Regions from separate parts of the Mus musculus genome. Here region 2 is linked to region 1. The links are chromatin loops, found by intact Hi-C in ENCODE. Cell type or tissue: heart. All regions are shown on one strand.

Evidence for each region. A loop is a pair of places that touch in the nucleus more often than their neighbours do. Peaks named below come from ENCODE experiments on the same cell type or tissue, not always from the same donor. Only the 100,000 strongest peaks of a DNase experiment are listed, where the experiment ranks them.
Region 2: it touches region 1 in a loop (2.3-fold over the local background); 3 of 42 quality-filtered maps call a loop at or near these places.

What each region holds. Positions count from the first base shown.
Region 1 is chr19:58,940,228-58,948,227 of GRCm38, forward strand. Eno4 (enolase 4) reads left to right here and starts at 3,198. Exons shown (of 14, transcript NM_178689.4): 1 at 3,198-3,394; 2 at 5,307-5,435; 3 at 6,425-6,615. The coding sequence starts at 3,230. It also overlaps a transcript of Hspa12a not described here. In heart, no CTCF peak of the experiment used is centred here; a DNase peak (open chromatin) is centred at 3,344; H3K4me3 peaks cover 1,970 bases; H3K27ac peaks cover 1,644 bases; H3K27me3 peaks cover 347 bases.
Region 2 is chr19:59,342,865-59,350,864 of GRCm38, forward strand. It overlaps Pdzd8 (PDZ domain containing 8), which reads right to left and starts at 2,916. Exons shown (of 5, transcript NM_001033222.3): 1 at 1,855-2,916. The coding sequence starts at 2,723. In heart, CTCF peaks have their summits at 2,323, 3,153 and 3,360; DNase peaks (open chromatin) are centred at 1,647, 1,697, 2,377 and 3,017; H3K4me3 peaks cover 4,053 bases; H3K27ac peaks cover 2,461 bases; H3K27me3 peaks cover 2,870 bases.

The DNA of each region.
Region 1 (8,000 bases):
TACAATTTGCATACATCTGGGTATACTTTGCAGTAAAATCCCCACTGTTCCTAATAATTGTGGGAAATGAAATTGGAGTATTCACAAATAGCCCTGTGACTGGTATCTGGCCACACTATCACACTACCAGGCTGTTAGCAAGTCTAGAACATAGGAACGTTTCAAATGAGTTTTCCCCGACTCTGATTTCGGCGCACTGATGACTCATGGTTGGGAGTGCAACTGAGCTTTAACTTCAGCGCTCTGGAATAGTGCCTAGCACAGGGCGCTCCGTCAAGACATCTTTGTCAACTGGATGGCAGAAGCAGAAAGAGAGGCACTGACATTTCCTTGACTTCACACAGCTCCCAGGTAAAAAGTCTCTAAGAAAACAACTGAGTCACTAAGGACCCCTTAGGAGTCAACTCTTCTCTAAGCTTTGACTTAAATACCCTTCCCTAGAATATACTGTAATCCTTGGTCATAAAGGTAACTCACTGGAAGAAAATTAGATACTGCTAGCATATACGAAGACAAGATTCCTGACCCCCACCACCTGAGGACAGCAGATCACCCTGGGTGCAGGCATACACACCTGACACAGCACCGACAGTTTCTACCCTTGCCTTTGGGACTCGGACTTTCTTTTTACTGCTCAAAGCCGGTTTTGTCTGTTTCCTCTTATAGCTCCTGCCCTCCTCCCGTGTCCTCAATCCATTCCTTCTGCGGTGCCTCGCTCCTATTTCAAGAGGACTCTGTCCCCATTTCCCTCTGAGGGCGTCTCCATTCTTCAGGTTGTTAGGCTATGAAGACATCTTTGGTATCTCCAGTCCTCCCTTTTTGATCTGGGATTCTCAAACTTGAGGCCAGGAGGTGCAAAACCCGGTGCACAGGTCACATAGTGTGTTACTCTTTACAACTCTAAGAGACCTCTACACTGCCCCCCAAGTCTTCTTGGCTCCTCACCCTCCATCCCCATCACCTAGGAGTAGGCATCCTTCTCATCTGTCTCTTCCCAGCTGACCTTTACCCTTTGACCTTCCTAAATCATTCTCCACCTGGAATTACTGCTTCCTGAACAACCAAACACGTTATCAGTCCTACCACCGTAGCCAGCCAACCACTTCTGCCTTGCCAGTCCTGTATTTTTAGGAATGCCCTGCTCTTGCAGGATGGTATTCTAAGGCTTTGACAATTTCTCTGCGGGCTAAATTTTCTCTGCGGGCTAAATGTCCATCCCTGTTTCTCATTTCTGAAAAGAAGGACTTACTGCTCACTTAACACCAAAGCAGTTACATGTTTGTGATTTAGCGTATGCAAAATCGATTCACTCATCCAGTAACTGTTTACTGAACATCTAATCTATAAAGGAATATACTGATGCCATAAGTGCAGTACTGAACAAGACACACAAACCCTGTCCTCATGGGACATAGAGGACAGTGGGTTAGAGAGCGAAGAACCCATTGCATAGTGGTCTCAGCCCAAATACTTCCAGTCTTCCATTAAAATATTAAATGAGGGCTGGGGTTATAGCTCAGCTGGTGAAGTGCTTGCCTGGCATGCATGAAGACCAGGGTTCTACCCCTAGCACTGCGTTAACTAGGCACGGTTGCTCACGCCTGTTAACTCAGAACTCCAGAGATAGAAGCAGAAGGGTCAGAAGTTCAAAGTCAGCCTCCACTACACAGCCAGTCTGAGGCCATCCTAAGATACATAAAACCAAGTCACAAACTAGAAAAAAAAAAAAAAAAGGAAAAGAAAATTAAATGAGGTCTGGAGATATAGTTCAGTGGCTGCATCCAGGTGGTAGGCCCAGAGATTCATGCTGAGCACAGAAGAATGAAAAAGAAGAAAGTCAAATGGGTCAGCCCTAAAAGATGAGGGCTCACGTCTGTGGTCCAGGTTTCAAGTGGGCAAGGAGATCAGTAGAAAGAGCAGTCTGCTGGGGGGGTGAGAATGTGAAGCACAGCTTTTCTTAAGACACAAAACTCAACCTTCACAGGATGGGCGAAGGAGGTACCTTCCACAGGAGGCGGGTTGGTATGAGGACGGCCACACCCAGGAATAAAAGCAATGGCAACATTGTGGGCTCGTTTTTAAACAAAGGTGCACTAAAATCCCAGCTGTGAGCGCTCAGCTCTGCGATGGACAAGGAGATGACTAAGTCTCTGCTTCCACCATCCAAGGACTTGCAGCCAGCCAGAGGGGAGGGCAAGTGTGTGATGACCCATCACACCACAGAAAGGAAATCGTCCTCAAAGAGAGTCCAGAGCAGGGAGGAATGGGTCTCGGTTATATAAGCGTACTTACAGAATCAGGTATTTTATCCACCTACATCCAACAGTACATTTATGGAAAACAACTGTTCCCAAATGCCTCTTCGCACTCGGGGTTATTTTAAGTGATTGTCCAGCGGACAGAGCAGGTAAGATTACGTTTTCCAGATGAGCAATGAAGGCACAAGTCTTTTAAGCAACCTGCTTTCTGTTGGGAACATAAAACAGGCAACAATAAAAAAAAAAAAACACGAAAACACCCTGTCTGTCTCGGCCCACTCCTATCCATTACTTGGATCGTCCTGCACCATCCAAGTAACGAGCACAGAAATAAGTTCTATCATTGCGTCTGGTACCTAACTGTCACAGTAAACAGGCAGCCCGCTGCTACAGACCATGACCCAAGGACTTTCTCATGGGCTGCGTTTTGCATGGCCTCCACCTCGCCCTGGGTCTCTCCAAAGCATCATCAGTCTTACTTCCTACACTGGGTTTCACTCTCAGTAATCTCCCCCAAAGGGAGCTTTCTGAGAGAGAGCATCACGAGGCGTGCAGCAAGCACAGTGCGTGGGTTGGAAGGGATGCATGCCCAGGACCTCCACGGCTCAGGAAGGGCACCCTGGGCTCTTGCATCCCTCTCCCTCGTTAACTGCAAGAGTTGAAGTGGCGGGTACCGCTCCCCAGCTTCTGCAAAACGAACTCAAACAATCGTTAAATGCCTCCCCGTCTGCAAAACTGTCCGAGGAACAGTGACAAACGGGGACGAGAGAGCACTAAGAGCGAAGCATTGAAGAAAGGCGAAGTGCGGACGGGACAACGATGGGTCCCGAACGGAAAGCTTGAGTCTCGGTCCACCAAGGGAAGGAAGCCTCGCGAGATCTAGGGGTCGTGATCTCGTTGCGTTGCCTAGCGACAAAAGGACGCTGGCGGGCCCCCTGGCAAAACCCCGCTGTAGCCCTAAGTCTCCTACCATGGGAGATGAAGACGGCGGCCGCAGAGGCGGGATCACTAGGGACCTGCAGAAGCTGAAGCAGCAGGCGATGGCGTACTACCAGGAGAACGACGTCCCGCGCAAGCTGGAAGATCTGCTCAACTCCACCTTCTACCTCCAGCCTGCGGATGTCTACGGGCACCTGGTAGGGACGCGCGGGGAGCTCCCTCCTCCCTCTGGCCCACGCTGCGGCAGCGCGATGCGTCTGCGCCTGCGCAACGGAGTCGCGCCTGCGCGCTGCTGGGCAGAAGGGTTAGGGGATGCCCAGCTGAGAGCAGGGCGAGCGTGCTGCGCGGGGAGGATGCGGAGAGTTGACAAGAGGACCCTGAATGGGTCTGTAGCTCAGGTCTGCTCCGAGACTGGCGAGCTTCTTTTCTATCCAAGGAGCTCACCTGCCGTTGGTTTTCTAAACCACAGACCTGACGCTGAACTTACCTTACCTGCGGGCGGGGACGCAAGCTGGACCACGAAACGAATGCCAGGGACTTGGCTGCAGCCCACCCCGGGTCCCATTCCTTTGGCTTCCACTCCCCCCTGATGTCTCAGATTCCAAGTCTAAGCTCCCAGGTGTGAAAACCTCACGCACCCTGCATTGGCTAGGTACCCAACGTCTCGGGCCAGTGACTGCCAAAATGCAGATTTCACTCGGAGGCCCTTCTCCGTTGTTGACTGAGTGTCCTTGAGCTCTCCTAGGGCCATCCTACAGTAATCCTTTGAGTTACCTAATGGTTGGCTGCTGAGGAGGGGGATTCCTGTGCATCAGATGTGACTTGGAAAGGAGTTGGGGTACCTACCACTCGTTGTCTTCGTCTCTAAAAGCTCTGCAAGATTTAAAACAAACAAACAACCCTCCCTTTTTTAAATAAAGAACTTGGGCCTCAGGGCTTTAACTAGTACCCCCACCCTCACCCCTACCCCTGCACTGTGGGACAAAGGGACAATTATAGACTTTTTGTGGAATAGGTGAGTGAAGGCCTTATAAAGATTTCAATCCCTCTCTCTCTTGCTGAAGGAACTGTTAACTCGTTGTCTAAAAGGACACCTCACCCTGTCTCTTCCTAGTCTGTTAGGCAGCCTGGCACTGGTTTGTACAGCTCTTTGGGAACTCCCATACCTTAGTTAGGGGCGGCCCCATTTGCTTTCTATCCTTTGCTACAACATTCTGACCAAAAGCAACTTAGGAACTTGTTTATTTGGTTTACATTTCCATGCCACAGCCCATCACTGAGGGAAGTCTGGGCAGGAAATGCAGCAGAGGCTATAGGAAGAAAAAAAATGCTGCCTACTGGTTTGCTTCTCATGGCTTGCTCAGCCTGCTTTCTTGGACAACCCTGGTCAACCTGCCCAAGGGTGTCAGCGCCCATAGTAGGCACAGCGCTCAGAAGTCAATCTTGGATCCCTTCCAAGTGATTTCTGCTCTGCCACTTAAAGGAAATTGCAATTACTAAGCTTCCCAAGAGGCCTGTTGGAGTTAGGTGTCACTGTGCATCAGCTGATGGTTGGTGAGGGGAACACGGTTTTCACTGTTGACAAGCCAGATGTCTGCCTGGGGGTGGGCAGGGATAAAAATTATCCCCTTCGGATTTTTAAAATCTGAATATGTCACAGTATAAAGACCAATGACTTCCACAACTTGAGAAGAAGGATTAGGGAGTCAGTCAGTCGGCTTGCCATAGAAAAGCTTGCTGGAGAGAGATACCAAGTCTGTGGGTTAAGAAAGGTCTCGGGCATGGTGGCACACCCCTTTAATCCCAGCAGTTGGGAGGCAGAGGCAGACGGATTTCTGAGTTCGAGGCCAGCCTGGTCTACAAAGTAAGTTCCAGGACAGCCAGGGCTACACAGAGGAAACCCTGTCTCTAAAAACAAAAATCAAACAACAACAAAAAAAAGGTCTCAGGGTTTCTAATGAGACATGCTGTCCCAGCAGAGCTGTGGGGCTAACCCAGATCCAGGAAGGAGGACACATGTGGAGATGTTTTGTAGGAAATTCAATGTGTCTGGCCTTGTAGATAAATTCAATGTGATTTCTAATTTTTGCTTTTGTGTATGTGTTGAAGGCAAACTACTTTTCTAAACTTGCGAAGCCTCCCTCCATATGCAAAATAGTAGGGAAAACCATACTGGATGGCCTGGGACTTCCTACTCTACAGGTGGAAATCTCCTGCACCATTCAAAATTTCCCCAAGGTATGAGGCAGTTAAAAAAATTTGTTCTTTTGTGTGTCTTGCCCATCTCTGTACTAACTAGCAAGAGTTGTCTAAGTTGCAGAAAGTTAACGGTTTTGAAATTCAGTATTTTTGCTGTGTATATATGAACATATGTATTTATTCATAGGTATTCATAAAATCTTGACTCAAACAATCAGCAATGCTGTGTGTTCTACGTTTCTGTGTGCTGGCCTGGAAATAATCTTGTGGGGGGAGGAAATGGGACAGAAATATTATGACATTTACGATGCAATGAGTTCTATATGTCTACATTTGGGTTTATGTGTGTGAGATACGAAGAGTAACAATTTAGACTATTTATTTAGATAAATTTAACAGCTGGAAGTAGTGGTAAACTCCTGTAACGGAGGCCGAGAGGATCAGCAGTCACGCTATCCTCTGTTATTCGTAGCCATCTTAAGGTCAGCCTGGGCTACGTGATACTCTTATCTCAGGAAACCTTCTGTTAATCATAGTAAGATTAGGCCAGCCTAAGCTACGTGATACCCTATCTCAGGAAATCTGTTATGTATAGTAAGTTTAAGGCCAGCCTGGGCTACAGGATACTCTGTGGCAGGAAAACAAAAGTAAATTTAAAAATTGAAAACAATTTTAACAGCTTAATTCATGTTGTTTCCTACTTGTTACAAATACAATTGTCACAGCCTCTGAGGGGAGAGTAATCATGATTAAATCTGTAGCTGTTTCTTGGAGACCTAGTGAAAGCTTGACATGGGAATTTTAGACCCATATCTTAACAAGAGGGTAATTTGAAATGTTTCGTGAAGTCAAGTTTCTTCAATGTTTCAACAGGTGTGCATTACAGCCCAAAAAAAAAAAAAAAAAGTATTGTTTTCCCCCTTGAAGTTGATGATAAAATACTATTAATGTTAAGTGCTAGATTAATTCAATCTCCCATCTCCTGGGAGAGGGAGAGACAATGCAGAACACGTTTGTGTCCTCGTCAGTACATCTGTGCCGTGGCGATCCCTACGCACTTTGAAGTCGTGGAGAACGCTTTGCCAGAGGCGTTGGATGCAGAGGACTCAGAAAGGGCCCAGGCCGTGAACACAGCGGTGCAGTGGATCAATCAGTCCATCACAGAGGAGCTGTGGGGTCTGGTCCCCTCCAACCAGGCAGAGGTGGACCACAGGCTCAGGTACAGCTTCCACTTCAAAATAATAATGGCCAGCTATAAACGCCTCAGTTGTCTTCATGTTCCTCTGTGGAGCAGAGTTACTCAGGCCACTCACCGTCCTGATTTACCCAAGAAGTCTGAAATTGCATACACATGTGCACAAGCTTGTAAAGGTCAGAGTCCAACACCAGCTGTCTTCCTTGGTTGCCCTCCACCTTGTATTTTGAGACAAGGGATCCTAATTTAACTTACTGGAACTCACCAATCCAGCTGGACCGGCTGGCCAGTAAGCCCCTCTGTCTCTGCCTGCCCGGTGCTAACACAACAAGCGCTCCTCACCACACCCGGCCCTTTACACGGGTGTTGGACACTGAGCTTAGGATCGTCATGTGTGCAGGCCACCCCAAGAGATTCCTATGCTTAGAGAGGTAAAATTGGTAAACAAATCAAACATTGACTAGTAACAGTGATTCTTTGGTGTATAACTTTACTGTTCATTAAAGACTAAAGCAGTGTGCATCCAATCGAGATGTGCTTTTGCATTTAGAATTAAATCTTGGCTGGATAGTTGATACCAAAAGACTCAGAGCACCTTCAACTTTTTTTGGAGTTGATGAATATTTTGTGTGCATGAGTGTGTGTGTGTGTGTGTGTGTGTGTGTGCCACAGCACACACTTGAACACTTGTGGAGGTCAGAAGAAAACTTGACGGAGTGAGCTCTTTCCTTCCACCACGCTGAGTTCCAAGGGGTCAAACTCAGGTTGCCAGGCTGGGAGACACATGCTTTTGCCTGCCGAGCTATTTTGCCAGCCCCAGAGTTGCCCAATATTTGATTTTATAGTAGTCAAAGCTGAGAATCCTGCTTTGCATAAATACACTGAATACAGTTCAAAGCAGAATTATGTTTAGAGGCATATCAGAAATTGTTGAAATTCTGTCCTAATCCTAAGCTGGAATTCAATTAACATTTTTGACTTTTAAAATCTTTTAAAATTGTATTTACTTTCATTTATGTGTTTGAGTGTTTGCCTGCATATATGTATGTATGTGTATTACAGGCATGCCTGGTGCCCAGAGGAACCAGAAAAGGGCATTGGATCTCCTGAAATTGGAGTTATAGGTGGCTGTGAGCCCCAACCATAAAAATGATTTTCATTGCCAATTCATAACTATAATTTTGGCACTATTATGAGTCATCTCTGTGTTGTCCAGTGGTCTTGGGTGACCCCTGTGAAAGGGTCATGAGACCCCTTTAGGGTTCTTGACAAGAGCAGCATTTTTTCTTAACTGCTGAACTGTGTCTTTGGCCCTCTTGTTTGACAACGTTTCATGAAACTCAGACATTCTAACAGTGCAACCCAAAGACACACTGATTCAATATTTACCCGATGGGGAAGATAGTAAA
Region 2 (8,000 bases), 400 kb after region 1:
TAAAAAAGTGAAGTTGAAATAAATTCCTTTAGTTACAAAAAATTAAAAAGGTAGCCTCAATTTTTCACCACTTGACTGCTTGTATGACTTAAGGAGGTTATTTAACTACCATGTGCTTCATTCCTTCAACAATAAAACGGGATTAATACTAGCTACTTTCTCTCTGTGAGAATGATGATATGTCTGAGAGAAGCTATAAAATCCATTCTCTTACCTGAAGTCAGGCCCACACTGTCACTAGTGTAGCAAACCTCTGGAGAAGTGCTGGGCAAACAACACAAGCTATCACTTCCTCAGCCAGTGCTCCCATCCCCACATTTCTAGTTCCGTTTACCAACCCAATAGCAGCTTTCTAGTAATTTCAACCTTCCATCAACTCCACCTGGGTCTAAATGTTATTAAGTAGATAATAATCAATTCTTACTGAACTCTAAACTTTATGAAGGTGAAGGCAATATTTATTTCTGATCAGTATTGAATCCTGAGCACTGAGAAAAGTAAGGAGGATAAAACTACATATTGAGTGATGTACTCTGCAGTGGTTTCTGACTGATCAAGAGTTGTGATTATCAAACTTTGTAACAACTTTTGTTTATGACTTTCTAAGCAACACACTGCTATAAATACATCACTGCTTAAAACCTACAACTCATAATGCAGCCATGTAAAAACAGGTTTCATAAACTACATCTCCTTTACAGAACCAGAAATCCTGCATAGCATATGACCAGTTCACCATCCCCTACAAATCCATGGAAATATGTGCTCCACACAACAGTTCTCTCACCACCCAAAGTTTAAACTGTTGTTTATTCTCAATAAAACATAACTAGTGAAGTACAAGCTCCACAAAGCAAAAATCCATCCCAAATCTACACTACTCCTGCATTATATTGTGCCACAGACTTTGGGGTCTTCAATCTCCACTAAAGAGCAGTAGTAATGTAAGGCAATACTAGACTCATATTTCAGATTAAACAACAAAACCTAAAATGTTCTATGTACTGAACACAAAGTTAAAGGAGGATAGAAAGAGAAGTTGAAGATTTGGTCGTTTTAAAAGAAACAGGAGCCTTTCTACTGCACCAAGCCTTCCAAGTCCCACCTATGAAACCTCTAATCCTCCAAATACTCATTTCCCCTTCCACTTCCAATTCATCAAAAGAAAACTCATGCATTAACTAATCAGAAGTGCATCACATAAAGCCAGATACAGAGGAACTTTAAAAAACTTCAAATCACTGTCTTTAAAATATTACCCACAAGGTGACTTGGAGTATTGGGTTAAGGAACAGCCACCGGGAGTAGACACCTGAGAAGTCTGGGTCTGTTTGTGGTGAGGAGCCTACTTCCCAAGGGCAGATGACAGTTACCCCAAATTCACAGAGAAGACCACCTGGCACCGGACTCAACTCCTCCAAATCACATCCCTCTACAACAACCCGTGCCTCTGCCCGGAGAGCTGCCAAGGCCCGTGCCACACAGAAACACCCGGGATGTGAGCACGCCCTTCAGGTCTGCAATGTGCCCAGGAACAACTTTTCCACGTGGTGCAGGAGATGCTGCAAAGGCAGACACAGCCGCTGCCTTCCGGTTGCAACAACCACACACAAGTGTGTCTCAACAGACCCAGGAGAGGCACTCACTGACTGGCCAGGGACAAGGCGCTCAGGCCTCCAGCTCCCTGTGCTGCCTTGGCAGCACGGGAAGTGCCCACTACCCGCCTTTCTTTGCTTGGGGGCCTCAGTCCAGGTGGAAGCAAACTGCAGGCCAGGGTCGTGCTGGGAATCTGCCTTGGCCCTTCCCTGGCTAACCTCCCCCGGGTAGCCTCGGCTCCCCTGACCCTCCTCTCACCTGATCTTGTAACTGGGCAGGGTGTGCTTGCGCTTGATGATCTTCTTGAGCTGGTTGACGATGATGGAGGTGAGCTGGGGCATGGGCCGCCCCTCGAACTGGGAGCGCACCTCGAAGTCAATCAGCGGGTCCTCCACGAAGGAGAAGAACCAGTGGGTGAAGGGCACGCGGGTGAGGACGAAGCGCAGCCTCCCCACCACGCGAGACAGCTTCACGAACAGGTAGGCGGACTTGCCAAACACCAGGTCCACGTCGATGGCCAGGTGGAAACCGCCGTTGTACTCCACCTCCGCTTCAAAGGCCAGCTCCTCCGGGCAGGTGGCGGGCAGCGCGTCCCCGTCGGGGTCGTCGGGCTCGCCGGTGCCCGAGGCCACCACGGGCCGCACCAGCCGGATGGTCTTGATGAAGGGCACCGTGTCGCCCAGGAACACGTCGCGCAGACTCAGCCCCTCCAGCAGGCGGCCGGCCGTCTTGGTCTGCAGCAGCTCCTCGAACTCCACCTTGATCTTCTTGGTGACCCAGCGGCGGGCGAGCGCGGTGTCCCGCAGCTCCCGGAACAGGAACAGGATGGTGGCGTTGAGGAAGTAGCAGGTCTCCAGCGTCGGCGGGGCCGGGCTGTCGGGGGTCGGGGTCGAGCTGGCGCCGGCCTCGGAGGAGCAAGCAGCGAGCTCCTCGGCGCCGCCGCCATAAAGGTACTCCCTGAGGGGCAGGCCCGGCACCGGCTTAAGGTAGCGGAAGCCGTCGCCCGCGCGGGCCGCTTCGTCCGCCCGCGGCTCGGGCTGTCTGCGGTAGAGTAGCAGGAACTGTGCGAGCAGCGTGAGGAACGAGCCCAGCACGGCCGACGCCAGGATCAGGAGCAGCAGCCCCATCCCGCCGCCCCCGCCGCAACCCTCGGCCTGCTCCCGCGCTCTCCGCGCCGCCCTCCTCCTCACGCCGTCGCCCCCGCCGCCTCCATCTTGAGGACATCGGTCGCGGATGAGCGGCTCCCTGGGCCCGAACCGAGCGTCCGCAGTCCGACGCTGCCTGGCGGCGCCTTAGCCCGCCGCGGCCCCGCGCCTCCTCAGACGCTCCCCCGGGGGCGGCCCGAGCGGCGGACCGGCGGCGGGCGAGGGCGGGAACGGCGCCTCCCCACAGAGCCTGCGCTCATTGGGCGAGCGGCGCGTGACGTCAGAGCGTGCGCGCCCCCGGCGCCGGGCGCCCCGGCGCGCTTGGACGCGGGTCCTTTCCCACCTCTCGGCGCGCTTCCAGCGCCGCTCCCCCCACGCCCCTGCATTCCTGCCGCCGGCGGCGCGGCGATCCGTGCGTCCGTCGTCTCCGGAGGGCGCGAGATAACGGAAGGAGACCTGGATAAGTCGGGCTGACGGGGCCCGGCGCGGCCGTCCGTTATTCCGCGCCCATCCCCCGCGGCGGCCGTGGGTCCTGCCGGATACCTCTGTGGCGACCGCCCAGCATCCCTCAGTGTGTTGCTGCCTCCCCTGCAGGGCAGCGCCGCAGAGAGCCTGAGCACAGGCGGTTGGGACACTGCCCGAGCCGGCCAGAGGACAGACTGCATCAGGGATTGCCATCGCTAGCCCGCACAGACCGGCAGACCTGCATCCGCAGAGAATGGGCCCCGAGAAGGGACCAAGCGGAACCGCGAGAAGGGGACTAACTTTCCTACCTTGGGGATTTCAATTTAAGTGAGAAAGAAGTTTATTTGAGGTCTGGGAGGAGTGGGTGAGCTGAGTGAATTTGCCAGCATATTGGAAGGTGTCTTAGCGACTCCATTCAGATTGTTCACGCCCCCCTCCTCCCTTCTTTCCTCTCTGAGGGCATTATCCGGAGTCCATCCCTCAGGCCATTACTTTTAGTGCCTACCAATTTCACAGAATAACCCGTGGTACCCGTGGCATAGTAAAGAAATTGCTTAGGGGTCACATCGTGGGATCCTAAGTCCTTGGTTTCTACTTGGCATAATAACACGGAGGATGCTGGAGGTTTTTTTTGGGGGGGGGGGTTGTTTGTTTGTTTGTTTTTCGAGACAGGGTTTCTCTGTGTAGCCCTGGCTGTCCTGGAATTCACTGTGTAGACCATGCTGGCCTCGAACTCAGAAATCCACCTGCCTCTGCCTCCCAAGTGCTGAGATTAAAGGCGTATGCCGCCACCGCTCAGCTTAGCTTTTTGGTTTTGAAAATAAAAAATAATAAAAATTTAAAAAGCCGATCAGGGATCAGGTCCCAGTTGCTCCATAAAGGAGAGTTGGAGATGCAGAGACTGGGAAAAGTGGAAGATTTTGCAGAGGGTACCAATAGAGCCAGAAGCCTTTGTGTTCCCTGGCAACGGTGTTTCCTCTGGTGCTTTCTGACTACTCAGTTGTTACATCACAGTTTTTATCTGTCCTCACCGACACAACTTGTCTAGTCCTAGGGAGGTCAGGTATTCCGCTACTAAAACCCTCGTGGATTCAGGCTGGCTCTTGAGACATCAGTACAGGGATCCTTTCTAGTCTTGACTGGGTGATTGGAGCCTTAAACCAGAGTTCTGACCCAGCTGAGCCAAGTATAGAACTTTGGAAGCAAATTGATAATGTAATGAAATCTTATCAACCAGATTGACTGAGAAACACCTAGGGAGGCCTAAATGTGTGTCTGGGAGTGTCTTTGAGGGCATTTGCCCAAATGATTTAGGGCCTGAGGACTGGCTTAAGGAATGGATGTTTTATGGGTTCATAATATGATGATGGCATTATTGGAAGGTTGTGAAAGCAGGGAGGGAGGACCTGGCTGGAAGAAGCGGGTCAGTAGGGCAGTGTCCTTGGGGATAGGTCCCAGCCTCTTCCTACACTCTTCTGGATTTCTGTTGGTTGGGAGGGATTGAGCTTACCTCTGCTTTGCCACGCCCTCCCTGACTTGATGGATTGACACCTCTGAAACCATAAGCTAAAAATCAATCCTCCTTTTAGTTTGCTTATATCTGGTCTTTGTCACAAACTTAGAAAAATAATACAGTAGCAAAACTCAGGGCAAAGCAGAAACAAGTTTAGAATGTGTGGTAAGAAATGATACATTGAATCATTTTGTGAACTGTGAAGATAAAATCCAACATACACCTATAACAAATGAGCAGAACAGAGTCCCTGCCCTCGGGTATGCCAGGCCCAGGCAGACAGTCACACAGGTAACTAGAGATAAGAAAGACACTGCTCTAGCAGAGGCATACTGGAGATGCTACAGTAACAGAGTCTTCTAGTTCAGGGGCAGAGAGCAGAAACTGCCTGTGGCTAACATCACTGCCATGTGATTCCTGGTAATGACAGTGGACTATCTCTCTGATCTCAGCTGCAAGATGTTCCTTTCAGGCTTGCATAGAACCCTAGGCTGAGAGGATTATTTCTGCCTCATCTACCATTGTACTTACCTTGCTATCTTGTCAACTGTACACGTCTGCTCTTAGTTTCTATGCCTCCCCCTCCTCCAACCCCTGGACTCAGACAAAGAGCTTAGACAGCATCAGCTCTGGACCCAAATCTACAGAGCCCTACATCTGTGGCCCTCTAGCTCAATCTTAGATGTTAGAAGGCAACCCTTGATTGGCCACACTAAATCAATCATTTGTGCCCCTGGGCTTGCCAATGCAGAGTAAAGCAACTTCTCTCATGAGGGATTAAGAAAATAATGGTTTGCAGGGTGTAATGGCTGAACCTTTAATCTCAACACTCAGGAGGCAGAGTCAGGAAGAGCTCTGTGAGTTCAAGGCTATCCTATTCTACAAATTGAGTTCCAGAACATCCATGCTCTGTTACACAAAGAAACCCTGTCTCAACCCACCCACCCCAAAAGAAAAGGAAAACAATGAGCCATTGTAGTTTGATAGGAAATGAAAAATGGATCCTCTCTCAGGAATATGGGGGCTCTGGGGCAAATAGAATTCTTTTGGTACTTGAAGGAGCTTTCTTATCAGAAAGAAGCAAAAACTCCCATGTTGAAAATGCAGTGTAATTTAGGGAAATTGTGGCAGGATGACTGGAAGAGGGTGGAATGAATAAGAGCTGGGGCTGGCCAAATTGAAAGAAGACAAATGCCAGGTGGGAAAATGATGTGAACTGAGTTAGGGAGTGATGGAGCATCAGGAAGAGGGCCAGTTCTATTTTGCCAACCTATGATATTGAAAGGGTTTTAAGCAAGAGCATAACACATTGCCTTTCATCCCCCATCAACAAAATGTTCACACCAGAGCAATCCAACCACCATCTCCTGCTCCGCTCTGTTTCTGTACACTAATTGTCCTTACACACATTACAGCCTTCATCATATCTCTTCCCACACTTTTCTCCATTATCCTAGTCAGCATCTCTTTTTCCACCGAGTGCCCTCAAATCTTGACCAGGCTCTCACCTCTCACTGTCTTTTTTTCCCACCATGTTCAAGGGTGGACATAGTCTTTCAGAGAAGAAAAAGAGGCCTGTTAGCTAACCCAACCCCATGTTTCTTTTGTAAGAAGGAACCAAATTTTGAATAGAGGTCAAATAAAGTTTAAGTTCCCAAGATTTCCCTGGGTAACCGATATCCTTCCTAGTTGGCAAGTTGAGACATGAATGCCGATCAAGTCATCCTGCCATAGTTGAATAACCTAGCAAATAGGTACAGGATAAATGTACCACAAAGACATGTTCTAAAGGAAGTCCCCCACCCCCAAATCCTGATTGGTGGGATAACTTGGCACAAATGTTTGTGGTTTGCAAGCTTAAAAGCTCTAACATTTGGACTCAAGGTGGCAGTTCTGCTCCCAAGTCTGTTCGGTGGCCCTGATAGATCTTTTTGTTATGTGCTTAAATACAAAGATGAGTGTTTAAAGACAAAGACAGCTCCCCAGTCTGTGTTGTTGTCCCTGACTGGTCAGTTTTTGCTGCCTGGTTCAAATAAAGATCTTGCTTTGCTGGACTCTTGTGACGGCTTGGCTTGTTTTGGATTATTCGGACCCTAATACTTCCCTGGCAACAACTCATTGATAGTACCCTCTCTTCTGTGGCAACAAGTCACACTAAAAATATAGATGGAGGACAGACAGATGCTCAGTTGTTAACATCTTAACCTTGCAAGCATGAGGACCCCCAGAGCACAGATTAGAAAAAAATAATTGGCTGTGGTGGGTACATGCTTGTGATCCCAGCCCCGAGGAGATAGACATCAGATCCCTGGGGCTCACTAGACCGTTCGCCTAACCTACTTGGCCAGCTTCAGCCCAGTAAAAGATCTTGTCTCAAAAAATACAAGGTATAAGGCCAGTGAGAAGGCTCATATGGAAGGAATTAAGCTGTTTTTTTTGTTGTTTTGTTTTGTTGGGTTTTTTTTAATGTTTTTTTTTATTTTTAATTTTTCAAGAACTATCTCTCTGTAGCCCTGGCTGTCCTAGAACTCACTCTGTAGACCAGGCTGCCCTCAAACTCCTGCCTGCCACTGCCTCCTGAATACTGGTATTAGAGTCATGAGCCACCACCAACCCACGTGACTGGCATGAGAGAATTGACTCCCAGGTCTGACAAGCTGTCTTCTGACCTCTATAACACTCCTGCTGCAGCATCTACGCCTACACACACACACACACACACACACACAAATGGTTTTGGAAAACTTTAGCTAGTGTTCCTGAGGAATGAAAATTGAGGTGTCCTTGGGCCTCCATATATATGTACCCATATGTGCACCTGTATGTAGATGAACGTACCCATGTACTACATACACCCTCACCTCACTCAATACAGCACACAAAACAGTAAAGCAAAAGTATGCTTGTCCTGTAGCTCCTGCTCTTGCCGGTCCATCTCCTTACCTTCAGCACTTACAGGACTTCCTCCACGCTTACAACACACAAGAAAACCCCAAAGACCGCCCACCTTCCACTCTCCAACTTCCTTCTTTGCCTCTCTTACCTACAGTTAAGTCTTTTTAAAGGACCAGACAGTTCACTCCAACTGCAGCTTCCCTTCTTCTCTTCATCCACTATGGTTCCCCTTGCATCTGAACAGGAACCCCCATGTGCTAGCCAGTTTTTACACAATCCACAATCGCCAAGGCGGAAGAGTCTCAGTGAGCAATTATCTAGATCAGGTTGCCCTGTGGGTATGTTGTGAGAGGTGGTGGGGGGGGGGTGTGGAGTGGAGAGGAAGT